4 separate regions of the Mus musculus genome follow, and regions 2, 3 and 4 are each linked to region 1. The links are chromatin loops, found by intact Hi-C in ENCODE. Cell type or tissue: gastrocnemius. All regions are shown on one strand. Region 1 has its middle 2.0 kb from the start of Gm26501. Region 2 has its middle 110 kb from the start of Kbtbd8. Region 3 overlaps Tafa4 (TAFA chemokine like family member 4). Region 4 has its middle 89 kb from the start of Kbtbd8.

Region 1 (2,500 bases):
AATGGTTTACATACCAGGAACTGTGACTCCAGGAGTTGGTCTAATTCATTTCCTAGAGCATGAAGCCCAGCTAAGCATTACAAGCCAGGAGAGTGGACGTGTGGATGTCGTAGATCCAACCCTACCAGCACCTAATATCAGCTGACGTCTTCCTTCATCTGCAACAGTAAGCTATCTCAGTCTTATAAACGACTTCTGGAGAAAAGTCCTCTTGTTAGCCTCAATTTTCAGATGGTGAAACGAAGCCCAAGAGGATAAAGCCAGCTGCACTGAAAGTCATAGCTGGTAAGTGATGCAGGCAGATGTCAGAAGCACAGAATCGACTTCCATAGCAGGAGCTGGGAAGGTTAGGCCATAGATTCTGGTGAGAGGCAAGAAATCCTGTTGCATCCGGGTGAAAACACCAAATCCATCAGTCTGGCAGAAGCCCGGGAGGCATGCAGAGAAGGTAACTAAGAAAGGTCTAGTGCACGTTTGAAATCAAGAATCAGGTTTGGAAGACGTGCATGGCACTGAAGCCACTCAAATACCTGCTTCAAAAAAAAAAAATTGGTTTTAGCAACTGGAAGACTTAAGGATCCCAGCAGAGCTGTGTGTGCCTCCCCATGTGGACCTCATTCAAGCCTCCTGGTCCAGCAGTACCTGCTGCCCCCAGAACAGAGGTCCCATTCCTGAGCAGCGCATCTTGGGGAGGCAGCATTTATAAGTAACTCGGCCTCTTGATGACCCCTAACTCCCCTACCACGCCCGAACCGCACCAAGGTGTGTTTGTCTTAGGAAGAGGTGGCAGGGTGGCAGGGTGAGGGCAGGGTTTTGAACTGGTCTGCAAGACTGAACAGCGTTGTACAGCAAAGGAGCCAGGAAATGTGGGCTTAATCTCGTCAAATAAACGGCAACTGAGACGCTGAAAGAGCTGTGTTGATCTCATAGCAGTTGTTGGAACTTGGCTCAGCCTGCGGGTTTCTCTTTGAGGCCAGAGCCAGGTTGAGATGGGAAGGAACTAGAAGAGGTTCACACAGCTGCTGGAATTAGCTTAGCGCGTCTCCGGCTCTCTGCTGCCACCTAGCGCCACGCCGCTTTGATGGGGATCTCGGGATGTTTGACCATGTCCGTGGCTTGTTTAGTGGAAAGGTTTCTTGTCCTGGTTGTTTTTCTCTTCTTTTGGAGTTTGGCATTGCCTTGCTCTTTGGGGAAATGAATTTTGACGCCCTGGTGCGTGAAGAAGTAAAAATTAAGCCTAGTGAGATCTTACTTATATCTACCTGAGTTGAGATTCTTGGAATTGATTTCAGTTTCCATAGTGGGTTGTAGACATCATATCAGGGAAGGTTCCTTGAGGTTACTCATGTGTAGTCTCTCACCTGGATTCTTAGAAAATGATGCTTTGTTAACGCTATTAGCACCATGTCGGACAAAAATGAAGTTTGGAAATTCCACGGCAAGTTTGAACTATGCTCTTCAATTTTAGAACTATTTTAGTGTAAAGTAGGCTATGGGTCTTCTAGAGCAACGTGTACCAACTAGCCATGTTGAAGAGAGTTGGTATGTTGTTTGGTGATGGTGAGAAATGTTTCCGAAAGTATTAAAACGTTGATGCTGAAGAAAAAGTTAAGATCATCTATAAATGGTTCTAGAACTTTAGCCTGACATGATCTGATCGCAGTTTCTCAGGGCAAACAGCTGTCACCGTTTAAAGAACAATTAAGGCAGGTTCAGCTAGCTAGTGGATAATCAGTTAAAACAAAAAAATGATATTTCATTTTCATAACACGAGAAATATCATGCTCTGGCTTTCCTGTGAATACATAGTTACTGCCTAAATTATTAAGATATGTTTATAATAACAATCATTTTTAGCCTCTAAGAACACTTAAAGATTTAATTTAAAAAACAAAACACTTGGATTGGAGAGATGGCTCAGTGGTTAAGAGTCCTGACTGTTCTTCCAGAGGTCCTGAGTTCAATTCCCAGCAACCACATGGTTGCTCACAACTATCTGTAATGGGATTCGATGCCCTCTTCTGGTGTGTCTGAAGACAGCTACAGTATACTCACATACAACATAAAAATAAGTAAAAAAAAAAAAAATAACCCACGCAGGTTATGCACATTGGCTCCAAAACCAGGAGGAGCCCCGGGGCTCCTTGACTAGCCACTTTAGCCAAATTGCTGAGTACCTAGTTCAGTGAAAGGCTCTGTCTTGAAAAATGAGGGAAGGAGCAACTGAAGCAGACAGTGGCCTCTGCTTGTATACACACACACACACACACTGTCCTATGAGGTAGTGCTTTTGTACCCTACTTGGGGAAGAAAGCAGTGAAGATAGTTTCAGAACTCTGAAGTGGTAGAGATGTATTTAGGCCCAAGACTTCCTGCCCCATAATGCTGTTGGCTGCTGCTGTTGCTGCTGCTTCTTCCTCTTCTTCTTCTTCTTCTTCTTCTTCTTCTTCTTCTTCTTCTTCTTCTTCTTCTTCTTCTTCTTCTTCTTCTTCTTCTTCTC
Region 2 (2,500 bases), 130 kb before region 1:
GTAAAAGTGTGGTCTCCACAGAGGCACCACGGTAGGGTGTGGTCTTTAGGAGATGCGGTGTAGAGAGAGGTCTTCAGATGACTGTGGCTGTGGTCTTGAAAGAGACACTGGGAGCCCAGTCCTGACTCAGTTCCCTTTCCTTCCCAGCCATAAGATGAGCAGCGTTGCACTGTCCCAGGTTCCTATCACGGTAAGCCACCAAAACAGTGGGGCTGGAACCTCTCAAACCATGGACCCAAATCAATTCCTTCCCTTTACAGATGGATCATCTTTGGAACTGACTGCAGGGGCGCTGGCCAGCATAGAGAGCAAGCACAAATTAGCTTTTCAACATACCACCTGGCAGTTATATACACCATTGCTCTCGTCTCATTGACTGAAAGCAGTTTTCAACTATGGTTGGGATATCTGCCAGTTGTTTTAATAATCACTTTCATAACGTCACCCTATAGATGCTTAATAGATGCTCAGTCAACAAGTGCAAGATGTTTATATGCCTGTCTTGCATCCGGTTGAGTTGTAAACACCCTTTCTGAGCTTCCACCTCTTACTTCTCTGAGTCTGTTTGCCATCAAGGTCATGTGGGGCCATCTATACAGCATCCATTGTCCATTGCACGCTGGACTTTGAGCTGTGTGTGTTCAGACATTGGTCATCACAACAATGCTGTAGATCATACACTACCATTTAGTCCTGATTTATTCCTGTTTCATAATTACTGACTAGAGACATTATTCTTATTTGATGGTATCTATCTATCTATCTATCTACTGGGAAAATGAGAGAATCAAATCCCAACCCAGGTCCATCAAACTCTCTAAACCCTGTGTATGACTCTCAAGGAAGGCATGCACTATCCTCCTAGGAGTTTCTTTCCAGACCTTTTAATAGCTTGGGTAAGAATAGCTCCAGGAGTATTTTCTAGAAAAGCTACTTAACTGTCCCCAGTCTTGACATTGTTTTCAAACACAAAACCTGAGGTTTGGCTCTCAATCGTCCACGGGATCTTTACAGAGATCTAAAGTTCTGTCTGTGAAATTATAAACTGTTGTCCCCTTTAGCCCCCACCGCTCACACTTCTGAAGCTTCGGTGAGTGAGCTTGCTTCAGGCCTGTTGAAGAGCCAGACTTGGGTTGTACACGGGTCAGGCTGCTCTTGTCCCTCCAAAGTAATGACTACCCTGCCCCCTAGTGGAGAGAATGTGTGTCGCTGTCCTTGGTGCTAAACATTAGTCAGGCAAGTCTCAGACCTTTCTTTTTATCCAAAGATCTGGGCAAATACCTGCAGTCGTTCCTCTGGCCTTTATCCTGCTAGCAGAAGAACTTATTTCATGTGATTTTTTATAGTTCTGTTCTTAAAGTCATTATTTTTCGAAGTTGAAAACCCATGTTCTGTCTGTAGGCCTTCTAATCATTTCGTATCTCCTAGATCTTATGCCTGTAGATTGTTGTAACTATCCCAGTAGATATCAGAAATAAGTGTGCTAAAGAAGATTTTTGGAGAGAGCTCAATGGTTAGGAGTACTGGATAGTTTTTCAGAGGATCCAGGTTTGACTCCCAGCACCTACTGAATGGGTCACACCCATTTATCACTCCAATCCAGACATCTTCTGTAAGTACTGCATGCATCTGGTTCACAAATGTGCATGCAGAGAAAACACCCATACACATAAGTGAAACTAATATAATTATAGAATAATATACACTATATATCAATATATAGTGTATTAGATGAAGTAGAATAACCATAAAGTAGTAGCTAGAAAAAAAAATACAAGGTTTGGAATAGTTTGACCCTGTTGAAAGAAGAGCTCTCTTGTGTTCATGTTGAGCAAGACTGAAAAACTTACCTAAATTCTCTGAATCCCAACTTTCTCACCATTAAAATAGAAAAGCCACAGTGTGGAACTCAGAGAGTCACGTGGGAGTTAAATGGGACCACACTTGTAATAAGTTCAGCCAGCTCTTGTCTCCAGTGGCCCTATGACCCCTAAATTTGTTGCTGTTGTCCAGGTATTAGTTCTTTTTGTTGTATCTTTTGATTTTGTTGTTTTGCTTTATTTAACCTAACACAGGGCAGATTTTGATATAGCACTCATGAGAAGTTTAATTATTATAATTAATATTTTGAGGGAGAAAATCCCTGGGTTTGTTAACTTTCCATTCATTTTCTCACTATTGAATAGGGTATGCAGAACACAAAAATACCTGGACCATACGATCTCAGCATCTTCCCCCTAGAGATGCCAACTTTATGTATGCCCTCGCTCATTACAGAGAGCTGGGGGTGAGCAGAGTCTAGCAGAAGCCTCTGCTTATTGCAAGGTTGCATCTGCTCTTCACAGTGAGCCTTGGTGCTCTTTAAAAGGACTCGGTTATAGGACATTTTCTCTCCAGACGTTTAAAAAAGAAAAGATTCTGCCTTCTTCTGTCCCCAAAAAAGTAAATGAATATTATGTAACTTGGTATGGCTTTTCTCTCTACCTTCACTGCTGGAGAC
Region 3 (2,500 bases), 1.9 Mb before region 1:
AGGGGAAGACCGTGTCCTGTGATGATGTGGAACTCGGCCATCTTCACCCCACTGCACATGTGTCAAAGGACATCTGACAGTGCAGTACTGTTGTAAAGTCAGCCACAGGCGCCTGGCTGAGATGGTCCAGAAAGTCTCCAGCCCAGGGACATTGGCTGATATTGGGGTGCTAGGTTATTGTGTTTCAGAACAAAGAATTGATCAGAAACGTAATCGCAGCAGGAAGAGGTGGTTTATGGAGAGATTAGTAACCTTCTGAGGGTGGGAATGTGGGCTGATAATAAAAAAGGTCTAGCTTTCCTCCCATGTCTCATTAGCATCCTAAATCTCTACAGAGTGGCGTACGTTTTAGTGCCATAAGGAGTCGTAGGTTGCTTTTGGACACAGGATTGTGTGTGTGTGTGTGTGTGTGTGTGTGTGTGTGTGTATGTGTGTGTGTGCCAGTGGACCATGCTGGTTTTATTCTCCTTGGCTGTGTCGCTATGTAAGTGAGGGCTTTCTCTGAGCTAACTTGCTTGTCCTGTATACTTATTTTGTCATCTTTGATGAAGTTTTCCAGAACTTATTCTCCACCCTGGCCTTTCCTTGCCCTGTCTGCTAAAGCTTGCCAGTGAGGAGTTGTCTCATCCCAAACCCTTCTACCTTACTAAGCACATGGCTTGTTGGCCATTGTGTATAGCAAAGGAGGTGTTTTCCACTCAGCAGGCTAAGGCAGGAGCAGAGGAAGAAGGTGGGGGTGTATGGATGCTTTCGAAAGAAGACATTGTTAGTTGTACAAATTTTTAAGTTCAAACATTAGAAACCATGCATGTAACAGGGGTTGGGGCAGAGTATGGGCAAAAATACCTAAGAGCCATCATATAGGACAATAAATATATGATAATAATTAAATAAGGATACTCACCTGATTTCACACTCTGCTATTAGGACTCTTTCCTTAAGGCAAATGACATTGCAATCATAAGACTGGAAATTGTGTTTTGAAGAAATAAAAAGAACACACAAAAAATCCTGATCCCCTGGTGTTTCACCATTCAGTTGGTCATCCTGATTGGGCAAGAGAACACACACAAATCTCTGGTCACCTCAGGCAACGGGGAGGATGGGTCAGTTCTCAGGATGAGTCCTCTAAATTGGAAAGTAGGGTCCTCCCCACAATGTCACTTTTTAATCCACTATTTCTGCTCTTCCCCCAGTCAGTAACCTCTTTTCTCCACAAGAGGGCAGCAAACAACGCCTTGGGAAGGCTGCAGGCTGGGAGGTGGTTCCTGAAACCCAAGTGACCGATGGAATTAACAGTTTAAAGGTGCTTGTGAAAGTTTGGTCCTTTGTAACCATGGTAACATTGAGACACACACACACACAAAGCTTCCTAAATCATAGGAATTGTCTCTAGGGGATATCGCTACATTTTCACCTTTAAAAACAGGCAGTTACTTTTCTAACTGAGGGGAGGCAGTTGGAGATTTGGGTGCTACGGGTTTTTTTTTTTTTTTTTTTTTTTTTTTTTTTTTTTTTTTTGCTCATTTTAATAGTTCCATTTCCCCAGACGTGCGCTGTCTGACCGAATGGCTTGGTGCCTGTCTGGTGTCTATTTGGTATACTCCTCACAGAAAGACCCAGGAAAACCAGAGCCCACCCAGCAACCAGGCAGCACAGAAGACCAAGTACTGGGGGCTGGGGTCAAACATGGCTCTAGGTCTGGCCCCTCTTGGCCGTGTGACCCTATCCAGGCCACCCAACCCTTCTGGACATGTTTCGACATCTATACAATGGGATAATAGTTGCACCTACCTTCTATCAGGTGATGGGAACGAGTAAATGAGGAGAAACAGGAGGAAGGGCTAGCACACAGCAAACGCACCAGAAGCAGACACTGTTTTTGTAGTTAGAGGGATGCAGATGACAGACTCTGAGATGTCGTGCACCAGAGGAGTGGCTGGAAGCTGTGGGTTCCCTGGAGAGATTGATAGGCGTCTTCAGAGGCTTGAAGCTTTATGGTCTATAAGGAAACAAGGCAAACCCAAACCAAACCAAACCAAACCAAACCAAACCAAACCAAACAACCAAACCACTCTTGTTTATCGTTGCCTTGGGAAAGCTAATGAAATGGAGACAGTAACTTTTAGTTTGTATAAACACCGAGCTTCTGCTCAGACTTTAGAAAGAGGCCTCATTCTGCTGGGGAGCAGAGTAGCTCAGGCTAGCCTTGGACGACCGGCTGCAAGCTGCAGAACGGGGTGGATGCAGAGAACCACGGAAGGTCTACAATGCCTTTCTACCTGGGAGCTCACAGGCGCTGCTTGCATCTGCTGGGCTCAGGGCCACACTGGCAGCAGGTGTCTCGCTTCAGTTGTTTCAATCTTAGTTTCAAAACCCGGAAACTTTTGGGGCCTCAGACCTATCTTCTGAAGGTTGGGGATAGTGGAAGAGACTAAAAGTGACCCTCCTGGGGTTGAAAAAGGGATGCCTGACAGTACAGAGGGCTTCCTTGGCTTCG
Region 4 (2,500 bases), 110 kb before region 1:
ATGTCTGTGTCTGTGTGTATGTCTGTGTCTTTCTGTGTGTGTGTCTGTGTGTGTGTGTGTCTGTGTGTGTGTGTGTGTCTGTGTCTGTGTCTGTTTGTGTCTGTGTCTGTGTATGTGTGTGTGTGTCTGTGTCTGTGTGTGTCTGTGTCTGTGTGTGTGTGTGTGTGTCTGTGTGTGTGTCTGTGTGTGTGTCTGTGTGTGTGTGTGTGTGTGTGTGTCTGTGTCTGTGTCTGTGTCTGTCTGTGTCTGTGTCTGTGTCTGTGTCTGTGTCTGTGTCTGTGTCTGTGTCTGTGTCTGTGTCTGTGTCTGTGTCTGTGTCTGTGTCTGTGTCTGTGTTACTGGGAATTGAACCTAGTCAAGAACTCTGCCACAGAGGAGCATGCCGATTCTCTTTATGTTTCTTATCTTGAGACAGGCTCACTAAGTTACCAAGGTAGGCCTTCAACACAGTAGAATTTATAATCCTCTTTCCTCAGCTTCCAGAGTAGCTGAGGATATGAACCTGAGCCACTAGGCCCAACCTTACGACTTTTCTGCTGTTGATTTTAAGATGTCTTGTGTATTACAGATGCAAGCCCTTCATGAGATCCATGCTCTGGCTTCAACCACAACGGGTCTCTTCATGTCAGTCTCCTACCTTTTGTGCTTTTTTATATTATATCAGAAATGAACCACTAAATCCAAAATCATTGAACTTTTCTGCCATGTTTTCATCTAAAGGATTTACAGTCTTGTCTTTTACAATTATCCCTATAAAATGTTTCCGGTGTGCATGTGTGTGTATGCATGAATGTGACATGTTTGTTCGTGCACACAATGCACATATATGTGGTGTTAAGAATCAAACCCAGGACCCACACATGCTAAACTGACGTACGGTTCCAGGTAGCTCCTAGTTATGTCATCATCACCCTCACCCTCACCCTCACCCTCACCCTCACCCTCACCCTCACCATCATGAGACCAATGGTTGAAAGGCAATCCCTTCTTCCCTGAAAGCCTTGATAGCTCCTCCAGACAACATATTCATGTCACTTTTCATTTCACTGACTCCTGTCCCTATTCTTTTACCTTCTTGATTGCTGTGGATTACTGGTAAACCTGAGCCCAGCTCTGCCAGTGTTCTTCAGTATGCTGTCATGACTCACAATCTTTTTCCTTCCATATGAACTTTAGAATCAGTTGATCAATAGCGTCAGCTTTCCTTTCTGGGATTTTTATGAGAATCAAAAAATTCAATCTCCTGGCTCCCCAACATGGATATTCAGAACTGTCTGTAGTCACAGTTCCAGAGAGATCCAATGCCCTCTTCTGGCCGTTGTGGGCACTGCATGCACATGATATACAGATTCATTTGCAGGCAGAATACCTACACATAAAAGAAAATAAAAGGATTTTTTTTTTTTTTGTTTTGAGGCAGGGTTTCTTTATGTAGCCCTAGCTGCCCTGGAAATCACTCTTTAGACCTGACTGGCCTCAAACTCACAGAGATCCACCTGCCTCTGCCTCCTGAGTGCTGGGATTAAAGGAGCACACCACTACCACCTAGCAATGGAAGACTTTTTTAAAAAGAAGTATGCTGAATCTATAGATCAAATTGGAAAGCATTACCCTGTAATAACCTTATCCCTACAATCTATAGCACAGGGCATCTCTCCACATATTTCTATCTTCTTTTCATTTCTTCTATTAGTATTTTTATTTATAAATTTATATATGAGTATTGGGTTTTGTTTTGTTTTGTTTTGTTTTGTTTTGTTTTTTGGTGCTTTTGAGACAGGGTTTTTCTGTGTAGCCCTGGCTGTCCTGGAACTCACTCTGTAGACCAGGCTGGCCTCGAACTCAGAAATCCGCCTGCCTCTGCCTCCGGAGTGCTGAGATTAAAGGCATGTGCCACAACGCCTGGCATATATGAGCATTATAACTCATAAAATCTTATAAATTTATTCCCAAGGATTTGTGTGTGTTTACACATAAAACAGTCAAAAATTATTTTTTAATTTCAGATTCCCATTGGTCATTGTTTGACTTTATGTTTTGACTCTTTCATAATTTTTGTTGAGTCTTACTTTTTTACAAAGATAATATCATCTTCATGTGGGAACACTTTTATTTTCTTCTTCCTTCCTTTTCTTTTTCTTTTTCCTTTTCTTTTTCTTTTTCTTTTCCTTTTCTTTTCTTTTCTTTCTTTTTTTTTCTTTTTCTTTTTTTTTTTTTGACAGCCTTTTACTTTGTATCCAGGCTGAACTTAGAGTTTTTCCTGAAGACTGTTGCAGGTGTCCAGCACTATGCCCAGTTCCTTTCTTTTTGGATTTCATGCCTAGAGCAGCTAACATGATGTTGAATGGTAATGGTCAGAGAACAGCCTTGTTTTCTTCCTGATCACAGAGAGAGAAAAAGAGGCAGAGACAGAGAGAAACACAGAGAGACAGAGAGAAACACAGAGAGACAGAGAGACACACAGAGAGACAGAGAGACACACAGAGAGACAGAGAGAAAC

Evidence for each region. A loop is a pair of places that touch in the nucleus more often than their neighbours do. Peaks named below come from ENCODE experiments on the same cell type or tissue, not always from the same donor. Only the 100,000 strongest peaks of a DNase experiment are listed, where the experiment ranks them.
Region 2: a loop joins it to region 1, with 2.8 times the contacts of the local background. A loop is called at or near these places in 7 of 42 quality-filtered maps.
Region 3: a loop joins it to region 1, with 8 times the contacts of the local background. A loop is called at or near these places in 15 of 42 quality-filtered maps.
Region 4: a loop joins it to region 1, with 2.4 times the contacts of the local background. A loop is called at or near these places in 6 of 42 quality-filtered maps.

The regions. Positions count from the first base shown.
Region 1 is chr6:95,097,079-95,099,578 of GRCm38, reverse strand. No RefSeq gene overlaps it. Among named protein-coding and RNA genes, the nearest start is that of Gm26501, 2.0 kb to the left of the region's middle. In gastrocnemius, no CTCF peak of the experiment used is centred here; a DNase peak (open chromatin) is centred at 1,049.
Region 2 is chr6:95,222,408-95,224,907 of GRCm38, reverse strand. No RefSeq gene overlaps it. Among named protein-coding and RNA genes, the nearest start is that of Kbtbd8, 110 kb to the right of the region's middle. In gastrocnemius, a CTCF peak has its summit at 1,195 (motif pointing left); a DNase peak (open chromatin) is centred at 1,184.
Region 3 is chr6:97,005,630-97,008,129 of GRCm38, reverse strand. The region is part of intron 3 of Tafa4 (TAFA chemokine like family member 4); the gene reads left to right. Among named protein-coding and RNA genes, the nearest start is that of Tafa4, 54 kb to the left of the region's middle. In gastrocnemius, a CTCF peak has its summit at 1,214 (motif pointing right); a DNase peak (open chromatin) is centred at 1,223.
Region 4 is chr6:95,206,078-95,208,577 of GRCm38, reverse strand. No RefSeq gene overlaps it. Among named protein-coding and RNA genes, the nearest start is that of Kbtbd8, 89 kb to the right of the region's middle. In gastrocnemius, a CTCF peak has its summit at 1,310 (motif pointing left); a DNase peak (open chromatin) is centred at 1,318.